2 separate regions of the Homo sapiens genome follow, and region 2 is linked to region 1. Evidence: chromatin loops called from intact Hi-C (ENCODE). Cell type or tissue: Calu3. All regions are shown on one strand. Links, peaks and the distances in the headings refer to the core of each region. The heading gives the core; the rest is flanking DNA.

Region 1 (2,932 bases), core at 285-2,784:
AGGTTGAATGATGTAAATAAAAAATAGATATACAAATTATAGGCACTTAGTATCTCAGGAACACTAGCGTCTTGACACTAAGTGTTAAGAACAAATTTATATAGGAAGCAACTATGGTTTAAGCAATGAAAAAAATGTACGTTAATGTATTATTAGAGTCGTGGTTTATGAATAAAAAGATGAATTCATAATTTTTTTAATGGTTAAGTTTTTCAGTCACTGATAGCAAATGATTGACACCTACTAGCAAGATATGAGAAAGAAAGAAAATTCTTGCCCAAGGCATTTCTTGGTTAAGAATTACCTTACATTTTAAGAATAACTAGAGTTTATTTTTGGACTGGAATATAAATTGGTACAATGTTTCTTAAAACATTTTGGCATGTCTTACCAGGAGTCTTAAATGCTTATGCATTTGATCAGACTCTCTTCATAATAGTAAATATAAATGTTATGCACAAAAATGTTCATTAAAGTCTTATTTTTTTAATTGATAACAACAGGAAGACCAACAATAAGAAAATGCTGTATACATTTAATAAACTATCTGGCCATTAAAATTTTGGAATAGTTTCTATGCTCTGAGAAACTTATTATTAGGTGAATACAGTAAAAGTGAAATAAAAATCACACATATCTAATGATCTTGTTTATGTAAAAGATTTACTTGTAGAGAAAATTTTGTCAAAATTTATGCTAAAAAAATATGCTAAAAAAATAGTGATTAACAGCCAGGTGTGGTAGCTCATCCCTATAATCCCAGTACTTTGGGATGCTGTGGCAGAATTGTTGGAGGCTAGGAGTTCAAGACCAACCTAAGCAACATAGCAAACCCCCATCTCCATCTTTTTTTTTTTTTTTTTTTAAATAATTGGCTGAGTGTGGTAGTGTGCTTGTTTAGTCTTAGCTACTCAGGAGGCTGATGCTGGAGAATCGCTTGAACCCAGGAGTTGCAGGCTGCAGTAAGCTACGATCATGCCACTGCACACCAGCCTGGGCAGCAGAGCAAGACTCTGTTGCTATAAATAATAATAATAATAATAATAATAACGATAATAATAATAATAGTGGTTATAACAGAGGGGCAGCATTTTTTATTTGTTATTTTTAAATGTTCTAAATTTGTAACTATGTATTATACTAATAGTTTTCTTAGGGATTTAAATATATAGTTTCAGAGAATACGATTCCTTTGACCTCAAAAACTCTAAAGTGCTCCTTAGTTTGGCATTCAAGGCTAACAATCTGTTACCAAGTAACTTTTGATCCTTCTGACACTCTTCCTTTCCACCTAACACAGATAGATTGATCTTTCTATTTCATCATAAGTTTGTATTTCTCCAGTTCAGGGCTTTTGCTGAGTTCCATTTGTACAAAACACCTCATCTGTTACTCACATTGTCTCCTTCCTGTTTTTAAATCCCCTTTCTAGTACTATATCCTCTCATCCCAGAATCCCTATTTAACCACAATGTTGAACAACTCTCTCAACGGCTACCGTCTGTTTTATGCTACCTTTTCAACGCTAAGTGATAGAAACAAACTTAAACTGGCCTTTACAAAAGGGGTGAAGAGGGTTGGCTAAATATATTCGCCCATCTAGGGCAGGGATTTTCAGTCTCAGCAACATTGGCATTATTTGTTGTCCTGTGCGTTGTAGAATGCCTGGCAGTATCCCTGGCCTCTAGCCATCGAATGTCAGTAGCGCCCTCCAGTGTCACAATCAAAAATATCTCCAGCCACTGCCAAATATCCCCTGGGACAAAATCTCTAGCTGAGAACCACTGCTTTAAGAGGAAACTAAAAGTTCACATGCTCAAACCTTTTGCTCCTCCATCCAAAAGATTTTCACTCCACAAGCTTACTGCTGCCAGCCCCATACCTTGAACATACCAGATTAAACACTCCAGGAAAAAAAATGCATTGTTTAAAATAACAACTCTTGTAAGAAGTCTAATGCAATTTCTAATTGCCCTAACTATGAATTAATCTATTTGATCCACGTAAGAGGACAAGCAAGGGCTTGTGTATGTGTATATGCTACAATGGTGCTACATACTTAGCTGATAATGAGATAAACATGTGGTTCCTATTGAGTAATATTTTTGTTTGTTTGTATGTATGCATGTATATATGTGCATGTGTAAGTTTTAAACAGTAAGAAGTGTCAACAAATATACATATTTGCCCTGTTCTGAGGGTTGCTTTCATCATTATACAACCACCTGAGGAAAGAAAACCCTTTGATTTCTAAGAAAAGAGAGGGTGCTCTACTGTTGCTTACACTTTTTTCTCTGCCTAGTAAGACTGTAAGCTGCTTAAAGGCAAGCAATGTGTTTTTAACATTGGTGAAGGTGGGTACCTTCCAGAGTGCTGTCTTGTAGAAAGTTCAAGATATAGTCCTTTATTAACTGTAACTTTAAAAATTACAACATAACTTACTGGAACTTTTTAAGTCACCGAGAATAAAATGTTCTCATAATTTGTGTTTTACAAAAATATCTACAATTCTATAAAAATCTTCTGAAAAAAGAAAAATTATGTTCTGTAAAACATAATTCTAAAAAGTAAACTTCAAAAAAATTAAAAACTGCTTTAATACTTTTATTAATTTTTTTCCTTAGTAAACGTTAAATTTGACATCTAAACCCAAGTATGTATAATATGACAGAAATTATAAGATTCAAATAGGGAAATACAGAATAAAATACTAAATGTAAGCTTCTTGAGAGGAGGAAATACATGTTACAATGGCGCTACATAATTAGCTGATAATGAGATTAAAAGTTGAGTCCTGTTCAGTAGTATTTTTGTTTGTATGCATGTATATATGTGCATGTGTAAGTTTTAAACAGTAAGAAGTGTCAACAAGTATACATAAACTTATGGAAATATAATTACATACATATATTTTTAAAATCTTTAATTCATC
Region 2 (2,932 bases), core at 311-2,810, 220 kb before region 1:
ACTTTGCACACATTACTAACAAATCATCATTAAGCGGCTTTTCCAGATGACTTCATTAGTGACAATAGATAAACACACAAAAGTACAAAGCATTAGAGATAATTTCAATATTATATTCTGCTTTATCTAATTATTTTCTCAGTTATCCATACAATTTTTAAGATTTCCCTGGGTAAAACACAACTGCATCTTTGAACTTCTAACATTTTATCTTAGAAAAATTTCTTATAGTTCACTGAGGAATTTGAGAAACTTAAATTATAGCCACAATATTCAAAGTTGTTTCAGGGATTTAGAAAAATATGGACGTTTAAAACCAAAACTAATCCTGTAATCTTTTTTTACCTTTAAAAAATTATTTTTCAAAATTCCCTACATTGATTTTTCTAGGCACATGTCACTCTGAAAAACAGAATGAAAAATATTAAAGATTATCAGAAGTTGCCTCGGATGCTTCAATGTTTCTCACAAAACAAGGCATATCTAAATATAGATGTTATTTACTTGCAACTATGCAATGGTTTGTTTTAGAGAAAAATACATTCAATTAAACATGGACCACTTACTTGAAATGATAAGATGGATGATTGCACTCAGAGAGCAATTAATATTCCTCACTCAATTAATAAAGATTCACAAGTATATGCTGTTATTCTGAATAATATTTCTATAGTGAAGACAAGTTAGTTTAGGCAAATGCCTTCCTTGTTTAAAAATGGAAATACCACGAAAACTGAGCTAGTCTCAAAACATCACGACACCTGTCATATAAAAATGTGTTTTGCACACTCAGTGAACAACAATTACAGACATCCAAAGTGAAATATTTTATTGATAATAAGTAGATCAAATATGCATGGAAATTGTATATTCAATTTTAAATGCCAAGGACATTTTGTTCCCATGAGTGTTTTACTACATAAACATCTTTTTCTATCTTGTATGACAAAGAATGATTTTTAAGAGTCAGCTCACCTATAGTTTGAATATTTCCACCTATAGCATACGTAAGTTAAAATTATTATTTTGTGAACATAAAATTACAATGTTTGAAGACTACAATATGAAGGAGTGGCACTGGTGTGCAAATCTCTGCTCCAAACCTTTAATAAATATATTGATCTAGGATTGTATCCTAATCTATCTATATTTTAGTTTCCTCATAGGTAAAATGAAGATAAAATCAACTAACTGTGTGTGTGTGTGTGTGTGTGTGTGCGTGTGTGTGTGTGCTTGTGTGATAATGCCTGTAGATATTTTAGCATATCTGGCATTTGCTGAACACACAATGATTGTTAGATATATGTTACAATTATTTATTTCATTTTATTAGTTTGAATAAATAAAATTCTGAAGAGCAAATCAGGCTCTACAAAATGTAGCCAAGGAAAATATCTTCCTTGTGTTTGCAATTTAGCATCCCTCAACTTTTGTTTCAACACTGCCCACATACTTTTTTGTTCCCACCTCTATGGCTCCAACATTTATACCCCTGCCAAAATTTGTGTTGACTCTATAACTATGTAAACATTGAAATTTCATTTTTTCTTATGGTGCATCACTGCAATAGGAAAACACTGGGAAATTAAGTTTTATTCTCACAGTGTTAATTTGTTTACTTCCTTGAAAAATCAGGTGGGTGACCATAGGCAATTCATTTAATTTGACTCAGACATAATTATTTCATCTACCAAAGACAACTACTAACTTCTCAAAATTGGTGCAAGTGTGGTTAAATGGGCTAATAGAGGTAAAAAGCCTAGCACAGAAATATTAGCTCCTCTCACTACCCACCTTACTCTATTTCTTTTCCTGTCTTTCCAACAGGATTACCAAATAATCCTCATTTCTGATAGTTCCCATTATAACAGAGTGAACTTTCCAGTTTCCTAAATAAGCATTAGCTGTCTCTGAGTTGTATGCTAGCTCTGCTCTTGAATCCAGCCATCTATTTCTCGCTGCAAAGCAGAAAACATATACAAGGTTTCCTACGTGAGACAGATATTTGCCACATTTTTATTGCCTGGTTTTCTAGCATCTAGCAGGGACTAGTTCCTTGATCTTCTGCATTGCTTTATTGCTTGTCTTAACCTCAGCCCTCATGTCCTTTGTACTCCTTGTTCTGCCTTGCTAACCTTTTCTTCTTAAATTCTTACTTCGATCTCTGTTTCAGTTCTGGTCAATAAGTACTCAAGACTCACTAGCCCCCAGTACTTCAGGTCTGCTTACTGACCCCTTATATTGTTTATACCCATGATTTCATGGTGACCTTCAACTTCGGTGTAAATGCTGGGTACTGGCTTCTTATATAATCTTTGACCTGTGCTTCTGACCATTGCTATCTGGATTCATTCCAGCTGTCTACTTGTTTTTATATTCACTGATTCATTTTGGTTTCCAGTTTTATTACATATCTTTAATCCCTACTCTTCCAGTGATAGATTCCCATATTTTTTACTACTAATTTCATTAATACTCTAAAACCACTCTAGAAACTGCTGGGGGAAAAAAATCTTCGAGGAGGTAGGATTTATGACCTCAGCATGCAAGGCAAGGAAAGTAGTTTCCTATAACTTTTCATTCATATATTTAATCCTCTTAGCTCCTTATCAACCCAGAAAACTAACGTTGACCATCAACTCCCACCCTTCCCCAAAACAAATCCTATTATCAAGTGTTTCTTTCACTAAAATGCTAACAATTCATAGTAACTTAAATGGTAAACTCCCCAAAGATATCTGAATTTTAACAGAGTCAAATTTAGCAAGCAGAAAGAGCAGAAAGGTGGTGGTAGGATGATTACGCAGGATTAGGATGCCTGGAATTATAAGGTATTTGAGTGATTAGGGAGGAGCCCTGACACTCGGGTAGTTCAAGAGCAAAAGAGAGCTGCAGTCCTTGAACTGGATAAAGATGAGGTTTGAGAAAAAAG

Evidence for each region. A loop is a pair of places that touch in the nucleus more often than their neighbours do. Peaks named below come from ENCODE experiments on the same cell type or tissue, not always from the same donor. Only the 100,000 strongest peaks of a DNase experiment are listed, where the experiment ranks them.
Region 2: a loop joins it to region 1, with 3 times the contacts of the local background. A loop is called at or near these places in 11 of 110 quality-filtered maps.

Annotation. Positions count from the first base shown.
Region 1 is chr9:10,267,270-10,270,201 of GRCh38, forward strand. All of the region lies in intron 3 of PTPRD (protein tyrosine phosphatase receptor type D), which reads right to left. Among named protein-coding and RNA genes, the nearest start is that of PTPRD, 340 kb to the right of the region's middle. In Calu3, for the core only: no CTCF peak of the experiment used is centred there; a DNase peak (open chromatin) is centred at 1,692.
Region 2 is chr9:10,046,121-10,049,052 of GRCh38, forward strand. The region is part of intron 3 of PTPRD (protein tyrosine phosphatase receptor type D); the gene reads right to left. Among named protein-coding and RNA genes, the nearest start is that of PTPRD, 570 kb to the right of the region's middle. In Calu3, for the core only: no CTCF peak of the experiment used is centred there; no DNase peak of the experiment used is centred there.